Linked DNA regions of Homo sapiens: region 1 is linked to region 2. The links are chromatin contacts, found by Hi-C in ENCODE. All regions are on one chromosome and are shown on one strand. The core of a region is the stretch at or near the end of the contact, and the rest is flanking DNA. Distances in the headings are between cores, read along the strand shown. Region 1 overlaps SREK1 (splicing regulatory glutamic acid and lysine rich protein 1). Region 2 holds the start of MAST4 (microtubule associated serine/threonine kinase family member 4).

Evidence for each region. Hi-C counts contacts between places; a loop is a spot of excess contacts on that map. Pooled maps may share reads with other maps.
Region 1: a loop to region 2 is called in a map of sigmoid colon, with 7 times the contacts of the local background. The contact joins the enhancer-like site here to the promoter of MAST4 in region 2. A Hi-C loop is called at or near these places in 1 of 168 maps with a recorded cell type or tissue (sigmoid colon) and 8 of 50 pooled maps.

Annotation. Positions count from the first base shown.
Region 1 is chr5:66,170,347-66,175,602 of GRCh38, reverse strand. SREK1 (splicing regulatory glutamic acid and lysine rich protein 1) reads right to left here. Exons shown (of 12, transcript NM_001077199.3): 9 at 4,656-5,018; 10 at 562-657. Among named protein-coding and RNA genes, the nearest start is that of SREK1, 29 kb to the right of the region's middle. Within about 2 kb of position 3,467, at least 4 of the 41 ENCODE cell types and tissues checked have a DNase peak (open chromatin) inside an H3K27ac peak, as active enhancers do.
Region 2 is chr5:66,593,965-66,599,265 of GRCh38, reverse strand. MAST4 (microtubule associated serine/threonine kinase family member 4) reads right to left here and starts at 2,873. Exons shown (of 29, transcript NM_001164664.2): 1 at 2,248-2,873. The coding sequence starts at 2,610. RefSeq lists silencers at 2,128-2,277, 2,288-2,427, 3,038-3,237.

The DNA.
Region 1 (5,256 bases), core at 2,218-4,717, 420 kb after region 2:
CTTGAGATTTTTCCTACACACATGCACACTAAAAACAACTTAAGTCCAAAGCTATTCATTACAGCATTACATAATTTATGGTAAAAAAAATTCAAAAAACCCCTTCTACTGTAGCCTAGTTAAAAAACTAAGGTATGGCCATACAACGGAAGCCTACGCAATTATAAAAAGGAATTGAAGAAGCTCTCTCTGACCTGGTAAGTTAAGTGACAAAAAGACTTCCTGGTAGTTAAATGACAAAACCAAGGGCACAACAGTGTGTATTCTGTGTTGCTTCTTGTATTAGAAAAAAATGATACATTCTCATCTTGTTATCTGTATATGAAACTGGAAGCATATACAAAAAAACCTCACGAAGTCATTACTTCTGGGAACAGTGTAGATGGGCAAGAGTGGAAATTAAGACTTCCTGATACATAACTTTTATCTTTAATTTCTGAATAATGCATATGTATTATTCATTCAAAATATAAAGTTTAAAAAATAAAGAGAGAAATTTAAAATTTCAAAAAATATTTATTGCTTTCTCCTGTTTAGTTTTAGCACAAGCTCCCAACCTACCTCCTGGGGGACGGAGATCTAGAAGATTTCCTTTTTATGGTTTTTGATGTTCTTGGCGATCTGGAAGAACTCCTGCTCCTCCTCCTACGCCTTTCCCTGAAAATCAAAAACACATCATTTTTAAAAACAGCAATTGAAATAAACGGCAATTCAAATATACAAAAGCAAAAGGGTCCTTGATATTCTCATATGAACAGTATTCTTTAGAGGCCAGTTTAAACTTATGTCCTTTATGAGCATGTTCAATTACCTAACTTTAGAGTGGGTCAAATTATGAACCATAAATTTTACAGACTGATGAAAACATCATCTAAGACTTCATATTAGGAAGAGTAGAAGACCTCCTCCTTTTCACCTCGTTTATTTGAACAATTTCTTCAGTAGAAAAAATATTAATGGCGTGGCGTTTCTGCTTCTCTCAAGTGTATTTTCTCAGCAGCTAAAACAAGTTTTGCTTATCAAATCCTTTGTCATGTATCTAGCTCCTTGCTGCCCCACTGTGGATTATAACAAAGTAACAGGCCCTTTTCAAAAACTGAAACATAAACTGGCTTGTAAAATGTGAACTTTCTATACCCAATTATCAACAATGTCTACTTAAAAAGCATTTACATTACTATCATTTTAGAGAGAAATTGCTTTTCCCTCCAACCTCCTATCATTTCATTACTGTTGTTCTATTAATTTAAAATTTAGTGTACAAGTTGCTTAGATGTAAGCAAAACAGTTACAATCTGAAAAGTAAATATGACAGGAATAATTATAAAATAGATTACGTTATTATTATTAAAAACCATTTTGCTTATCAGATTAGCAAATGATACATATTCTAAACTACTTCAACTCAGAAACAATGAACTTCACTAGGTCTATAATTTAAGGGATATGGTACGAGGACATACCCAATGATCTATCTCACAAGTTCTGATAATCAGTGACCACATAGCTAAAAAACCAAATCCTCTGGAATTCATGTTATCCTTACCATTTCAGGAAACTGATTCTAAGAGACTAATAAAATAATTTAAGTTTTTCATTTCTAAAATAAAAAATGCTCACACGGTATATATAATATGTATTAAAATACAAAGCTCAAGAACTCTGAGAACACAACTCAATTCTACCTCTACCTAAGACTCTCTCCTCCATTACCCACTTTTATTCCCAAGACACTCCACAATTACACTTCTAATGTGGAAATTAGATACATTATTTGATTACATCAATGACATTCTCTTAACAGCTCAGCCTAAGAACCAAAAATACTTTTTTCAAAGCATGTGAATGTCAGCGTATTCCAGACTTTAAGATTACACAAAATCGCTCTGCCTTTATCAGTGTAATTCTTTTACTTATTTGTTCAGAAAGCACTATGTACAAGTGGATGTCTAATACCTACTAGCTGACGATAATGAGAGGAAAGTCTCCATAGACAGCAATCTAGACAATTACTTGAGAAAGAAATTGTATTAACAACTAAAGTTGGTGAGATTTAGACTTAAATTTGAGTTATACACCTTACCCAGCTATACAACCAGGATCATATTACTTAACCTAATCTGTTTTTCAACTGAAAAATAAAGACAATTAATAATTCAAGTTTTATTAGGTTGTTGAGGATTTAGGATAAAATCTGTAATGTGCAAAGCATAGAGTGTGACACAGAGTAGGTGCTCAATAAATATTGTTTTTTCCTTCCCTTTCTTGGTATCACCTTTAATGACAGTAAATTTAAGCATTAAAAAATTATTTAATATCATTTTCTTTAAAAGTATAAATTAGGAGACAATGTTAGAAATAAAAATATTAACTATTTTTTGAACAGTTAAAATATTCTCCATTTAGTAAACAAATCAGAACATTTGAAAAGCAGAAAAATGCTAAAAGACAAGAAATTGTAACTCTTGGCTGGGGGCGGTGGCGGCTCACGTCTGTAATTCCAGCACTTTGGGAGGCTGAGGCGGGTGGATCACCTGAGGTCAGGAGTTTGAGACCAGCCTGGCCAACATGGTGAAACCCCATCTCTATTAAATAAAATACAAAAATCAGTTGAGTGTGGTGGCACACGCCTGTAATTCCAGCTACTCAGGAAGCTAAGGCAGGAGAATCGCTGAACCCAGGAGGCAGAGGTTGCAGTGAGCAGATATTGTGCCACTGCATTCTAGCCTGGGTGACAAAGTGACACTCTGTCTAAAAAAAAAAAAAAAAAAAAAAAAATTCAAAGAAATTGTAACTCTTTACCAAGCTCTTCTGAAAGCATGAAACATTCCAAACTGCTGCCTTTATAAACTAATGTCAGTCATCTTTTATTCTCAAGGCCCCAGTTGTTACTGAAGAATGTATTTGAGCCAGGTGCAGTGACTGATGCCTGTAATCCCAGCACTTTGGGAGGCCAAGGAGGGCAGATCACTTGAGGCCAGGAGTTCAAGATCAACCTGGCCAATATGGTGAAACTCCATCTCTACTAAAAATACAAAAATTAGCCAGGCATGGTGGTGCACACCTGTAATCCCAGCTACTCGGGAGGCTGAGGTACAAGAATCACGTGAACCGAGGAGGGGGAGGTTGCAGTGGGTCAAGATCATGACACTGCACTCCAGCCTGGGCGATGAGCAAGACTCTGTTTCAAAAAATATATACATATATATTTAGGAATGAATGTGAACACTTGAACTTTCCTCTACACCAAACAACTTAAAATGGCCCGAGAAAAAGTTAAACATTCCCATGTCATCAAAAAAAGTAAATTCGTTATTAAAAAGGAATGAAAATAGTATTTGGTGCTGTGAAAGGTAATGTCTAAACAATCACAGAAACACAAAGGCATGTGTGACACAGAATCAATAAAATCACTTTGCAGTAAAGGTGTGGTTACAAGGCTCAAACCAGTACCCACAGCAAAGGAGGTTACATTAATTCTTCAATCTGTGGTTCAATGTGCTGAAATCCAGCAGTGATCTGTTTATTTTGAGCCTTGTTTTAACATATACTACTGCTTTCAACTTTATGCTTCTGAGGTAGTTTTTAAAAGTAAGTACAAGTACTAGAGAATTCTCAAACTTAATCTCTAAAATAAAGGAAAAGGGCTACTATACTTCTCATACAGAGCGTCAGCTTCCTCATGTTTTAAAACAGTGATGATAATAATCTTCTCCCAGGCCTGTTGTGAGGATTAAATAAGGTGAGACATGAAAAAGTCTACTGACATCATGTCTGGCATACAGTAAAGTGCACAATAAATGTCTACGATTATCTTTTATTATCTAGTCAAAGGCTGGTATTAAAAATAAACTACTAAAGCACAAGTTTTAAAAATGGGAAACATATATTCCTTTATCTCAAATTATTTTCTATTAAAAAACCATCTTTAAAAATCTTCAAAAATTTGCTAATATATATATTTAGTATTTTTAAGATAGTGTAGTATAAGTTAGGAACTTCCATTTACAGTCATGGTATCATCTGAAGTAAAGGATGTGGGTTTAGATAATCTTAAATCTCAAAAGTTGTTCTCATTGTACAGCTGTTACTATGGCAACTTGCTGCCACCTGGTGGTAGTAAAGCTATTAATAAACTGAAATCACGGTCCTAAGGAAAAACTCTAACCCTTAAAACTGACAAAATAAAACACGACCAAAATTTAAATGTTATGCACTTAACAAAATAAGGATAAAAATTAACTTAGGTGACAAAGAGGGCTAACACTGCAACTTCAGCAATCATTTTACATATTAAAATTAATCACACCATTCAAAAAAAGTTCAGGAAAAAGCCTAAGACGCAAATTCTTAATGTGCTTTTTAAAAAAAGTACCTTTCCCTGCCATCCCACCCTCTAAGAAAATAACAATTATTATTATTCTATTAAAATAGTGGTTACAAAGAATAGCTAAAACTCTTCAAATAATGTTGCCCAGTATCATCTCTTTCCCCACTCTGCTAGAGAAATGTTTACTCTGAAATTAGGAGAAAATGTTCTTATATTACTTTACAGGTTCCACTTGCGTACAGTAACCTTTTCTCCCTCCGTAAAAAATTTTGTTTCCAATTGTCATCAGCAAATCCCTTTGTAAAAATTTTAAGCATTATCAAACCTGCTGGAACTACGAGATCTTCGCGATGCATTGTAACTCCTGGGTGGTGTTCTGGATTTTTTATCCTTCTTTCTTTTTTCATCTATCTCTTTGGATCTGTCTTTTTCTCGTTCCTTTTCTTTGTCCTGTTCCTTTTCCTTCTCTTTGTCTCGATCCTTCTCATGCTCTTTTTCCCGTTCTCTCTCTCTGTCCTTTTCCTTGTCTTTTTCCCGGTCCTTTTCCCGTTCCTTGTCCCGGTCTTTGTTTTTACCCCGTTCCTTTTCTTTTTCACGTTCCTTTTCCCTCTCTCTCTCCTTTTCCCTGTCTTTCTCTTTCACTCTTTCCTTTTCCTTGATCTTTTCTCGAGTGTCTTTTCTCTTGTCCCTTTAAAAACAAAAATAAATAAATTCATAACTAAAATAGTTCTACCTCCTCCAAAAAGACCTCTCTCTCTTCAACAATTACCAACACAAGACAATTTATAGTACCTACAGACATTTACATATACATTTTTATATAGCTCAGGTGTACAAGAAGCTGCTAAACAAAGCTATTCATACTACGCAAGCTGAACTGAGTAGTTTGGAAACCTCATGAGTCACACTGACATCAGATTCAGATC
Region 2 (5,301 bases), core at 1,624-4,123:
GTGAAGGTGAACACCCCCCTGCCCCATACCATCACCAGTGTAAGAACCAGAAAATGCACACTGGACTTCAACCCCTTTCACAAAGATTATCACTCCTCTACTCCATAAGAGGGGAAAAAACTACATGGTTTGGTTTTCGTTTCACTTTAAAATTCTCAGAGCAAGTCAAGATTTTGCTCCTGGGAAATTTCCAGCATCCCATGCCGCAGGTTAAGTTACATAATAAATTGCAATACTGTATCAGTTTACACGCAATTCTGAGATTTCACAAATAGTGACCCATGTTATTTAATCATTCCACTTTCCAAAATGTGTTTCAATCAACCAGTTCTCACTGCATTGCCTGTGAAATAAGTTATCATTATATCCACTTCCAACAAAGCAAAGCACTGTCACCCTGAGGCCAGGCAATAAATCAGCGACAGAATGGGGATCAGAAGTTCCCCGACAACATCCCTCCCCACCACCTGCAAGACCATGTCACTTACCATGGAGCACCCTCCTAGCTAAATAGAAAACATAAAGCAACTAACTACTCTCCACCAGCGGCAATACTAAATTAGGAACTATTGGTGAATCATTAAGTTAGGGTACACCCCCAGCTTCCCAATGCCAGTGTGCTCATCTGTAGAAGTGGAGGCAGAAGTTAAGGGGCAAACACGTGGCACATGCCCCGCACCTTGAAAGGGAGATGTAATCAGCGAGGAAGGCTGGGGCAGTACAGGGTTTGATCATCTCCGCTAGGATGTAGCTCTGCGGTGGGTGAGGAACTCAGCAAACTCCTGACATCCCGCCGCTAGGATCGATTTGGAGCTATGGATTCATCTGAAATTCCTGATTCGAAACAGGAGTATGAGAGTGAAAATGAAATTTACCTTGAAGCTCCTCCTTTTACAGATTATGGAACTGAACCTCAGAGGAGTGAAATGATATACCCAAGGTCTCACCACTCAGTAGCAGAGGCAGTTCTAGAAAGCAGGCCTCCAGACCCTTATCCAGGATCCTTGCAATGGGGGCTTAGGGGAATTAGGGAATGGGTCATGGTTACTGCAAGTGGCTTGGCCAAGAACCAGCTAAGCAGCTAAGGCTTGTTCCATCTCTGCCAAGCTAGGACTCGCCTCCTCTCAACCTTGTGCCACATCCAGTTTTTGCTTCCAGGCTGGGGGCCTCTGATTGCTTACTCTAAGGGACAAAGGCAATTATTTACTAAAGCTAACCCCATCCAAGATGAGGAAAATACAACACTGGCACTCAGGAATTAATTTCACAATAAGTCTATGTTAAGGTGATGTTTTATTTGTGGCCCTGCCTGATCAAGATGACTTCCCCACAAGAAACGTCCAAAGCAAACAATCTTTTTTTTTTTTAAACTGAGTCTGGCTCTGAGACGTGAAGAATTGTACACTTCTTTAACTGTCCTCCAAAAGCAGAAAATAAGCCGGACAGAGCAGCCAGAAGGACACCAGAGTCCTATGCTCAGTGTGTCAGGAAGCGACCCACAAGTTCTGGAGGAACATCCTTCCAGGAAACTGGGCAGATACAGATCCCCCACCCCGCTCCGCCCCGCAAAAGGTAAGACGATCTGTACTCGGTTTGGTGACAAGCGTTCATCTGGACAAGCTGGAAACAAGTCTGAACGGGAGCTGCAGGCGCGCACGCCAGCGCCACCGAGGGAGCGCGGGGAGTCCTCTTCTCCCAGAGGACCGACGCTGCGGGGACGCGCCAAAACCACCCGCGGGCGATCCCAGGGGGCTGGCGCCACTGAAACCTCCGCAGGCAACTCCGCGGCTACCGCTGCCCCCCACCCTACTCCTGCCTCTTACCCCCAAGGCACCATTTCTCCCCCTCAACTCCCTGCCCCTCGGCCCAAGCGCTTCGGTGGGAAACAACGCCCACTTTGGAGAATCAGAGGTGAGTTGTGGGGACACGCCAGATGTCCAGATCGCATCCTTTCACAGATCAACCAAGTCAGATACAAACACGAAGGAGTTTGCTTCTCTGACATTTTAAAAACACACCATCAGGCAGCACACTGAGACACACACACGGGGGTAACAGCCACAGGGAAGTCAATAACCCACAGGGGGGCTCCTAACTATCGTTGTCCCGTGCTCGGGGCAGAGCGCTTGGGGTCCCTCCCTATCTCCAGGCCACAGCGCTCTCCTGCCCACTGCCTGTGCGCAGGATGGGAAACTACGGTCGCCCGGCTGCCGGAACCCAGAGTGGGCAAGCTGGGGAAAGGCCCACCTCCTCGTCCTGCTCCTCCTGGGACGCGCTGCTGCCCCGGGGCGCGGGCGGCACAGCTCCTCCGGGAAGCGGCGGCGGCAGCGCAAGGACTCCGCGCTCCAGCAGCACGCTTGCCGGAGCCCACGCGGCGGGCGCCCGGGCGCCCAGGGTGCCTCCCAACGGCGGCGGCGGCGGCGGCTGATGCTCTCTGGAGAAGCCGCCGGGCTCCCCTTCCTCCGACAGAGTTTCTGAGCCCGAGGAGGACTCGGCCGAGGAAGCACCCGGAGAGGACGCGGCGACCAGCGCAGAGGCTGGAGTCCGGCTGCCGTGGCCACTGCAGCCGCGGGGCACCGGCTCTGGCGCCTCCGAAACTTTCTCCCCCATTTCCCTGTCTGGCCCAAAGTGCCTCCCGAGCGGCGGGGGCGCGGCGCGCACTCAGCGCCTCCCGGGGAAGACGCGGGCTCCTGGGCTCAGGCTCACTGGCACTGCCGCTCCCGGGCTGCAGGGAGCCCCGCCAGCGACTACATGGCAGTGACGGGGCCGCAGGAGCCCGCTGCTAAGTTCACAGCCGCCCGGGCCCGGCCGCAAACGGAGGCTCCCGCGCGCGGGGACATGCCCGCTCGGGTCCGCGATCTGCGCTCCACTGTGCTCCCGCGCTGCACCCGAGCCGCGGGTACTGCGGCTTCTCCTTGCAAAACCTGCCTCCGGGACGGAGCAAGGAGACGGGCAGCCCGCAGAGCCAATGGCAGGGCAGGCGCGCTGGTGGGCGGAGGCTGCGACGCCTCCGGCCATGAGGGCCTCAGGTAGGGGAGGCGGGGCCCGGGCGCGGGCCGTGGTCCCGCTGGAGCGCCTGGGCGCAGGGGACAGGGACCAGGCGGGGGTCCCCGGAGGGTGGGGGCGGAGCCCAGAATCGGAGCCAAGGGCTGAGACTCCGAACTTAGCGGGGGAGTGGCTGACCGTCCTTGGGACGTCAGAGGGAGACGGCGAGCGGATGGTGAGACCTTGGAGAAGAACTGGACTTTGTCTCCAAAAAGTGGAATCAAGAAAACGGACAAGAAGGAGGGCTCTATAGGGAAAAAAGGAACCACACACACACAGTCACCCACGCACACGGACTCACCAGCGTGTTGGAGGAAAAGGACAGAAACTTCGTGGTATAGTGAGCGGACCCAAAGGGGAGTGACCTCTAATCTCTGCTTTTCCGTTTAAGCTCTTTGGGCCTCAGTTTCCTCAACTGTAAATGGCTACATTACTACTGGTCTTGGCAGGCTTAGAGCAAATATATATAATGCATCAGCAAAGTGCCTGGCTTGGATACACGGAGCGTTTTTAAAAGACTATTTCCTGTCTTTATTTCTGTTTGTAAACTAAAAAGTTAAGTCTGAGACTTGAACCTTTTGATAGGGAGGAAGATAAAAAAGTATGTCCTTGTATTTAATTAGGACCAAGCTCTGTAGTCCTACTCAAATTGTCTGTCTCGGTATGATCAGCTAAGCAGAGGATGAAAAGGATTCACTTTCCAATGTACATTCTCCTAGCCCTGGGTTGTAAACCAACAGGATACAGGACAGGTTGCTTCATTTTCCTTACCTCTAAGAACTAGGAGAAAGAACTTTCACTAAAGGTACCAATAGAGTACCCTTAAGTCCTTCCCTGGGGCTGGAGGATGCTGCCTGTCCGGTGACTGGAATTTCCTTGGAAGCCAGCACTCAGCTCAGCAGTGGGAAATAAATGATTCCTCTCTTGCCTTCAGCTCTAGTCCCATTCTGAGCTCTGGCACAGTGACCTGGGATGTAAATTCAACCGCCTCAGTTCCATGTACGTTGATGGAGATGTGTGCCAGGTGCAGGGGATACAAAGATTAATAAGTCAGGTCCCCTGCCCTTGAGCAGCTTATGGTCAAGCGAGAGATTGATACTGCATAATATAGCTCCCTTATCCATTTTAGAAGCTGTGATAAGTGATACAGGAAAAATGTGTGAGGGAGAAGAGGAAAGAGTTACAGAAAAACAGTAGCAGGTCCTTGAGCATCTTAGATTTCTCTTTGTCAGAGCAGCCTTGCCAAAGGTCCTTAAAAACTGGAGGACCCTAATTGAAAGCCCCTTCAGCTAATGAGCCTTTCATGCTATCATGGTATTTACAAGTGATACATCACACAGAGGGCTTCATCATATTGGACAGCAACCTTTGTCCTGATCAGTTTCCTCCCCTCAAGATGAAGGGGAAGGAAATACGTTTTGTCTATCTTGCTTCAGACAGCCATACTGCAAAATGGACTCCGGTTGTCAGGCTTTCATTGTGACGCTTCTGAATTATTCACAGGGATATGAAGACCTGCTGAGGCAAAAGGTCAAGTCTAGTGGCAGCTAAGTTGTGAGAGCAAGGCTAAAGAGAGAGCACAGTGGGGCAGTCCGAATTTAACCCGGGCCTCACAATTACTTTCCTATTTAGGAGTTCTGGTCTTTATCTGAGCCCCTACGTGGTTGATTCACCAGAGCTGAACTGAAATGACAATTTCAGCCATGCACATAAAAGAAGAGGAGGAGTTGCTTTTCAGTACATAGGGAAATAAGAAGCAAGGTCATGGTCTGAATAACCGACAGCAAGAATGACAATAGTTATTATCGCCTGAGTCCTCTGCATCTTCTCTGGATGGTCTCATTTAATCCTGGCAACAACCTTGTGAAACAGATTCTATTAGTCCCACTTTATTGATTAAGAAACTGAGGATCTGCAAAGGTCACACAGCAAGTAAGCAGTGGAGCTGTGGTTTGGAACCCAGCAACCTGATTCCAAGGCTGTCTTTCCTAGGCATTCTAGTATTAATACAATGCCACTCAAAACAGACAGCTTTTTCAAATATATATATATACCATATTATAAATATCCATAGGGAAGAAACTTTGCTGTATTGATTCAATCTGTAAAAGAAAATACTTGAGGAACATATTTGTTTTTCCCACAAACATTTTTAAGGTACTTACTATGTGCCAGGCAGGATTTTAAGCACTTTAAAATGTTAATATACTCAATTCTCATACCAGCCCAATGAGGTAGCTACTATTACTATTCTCA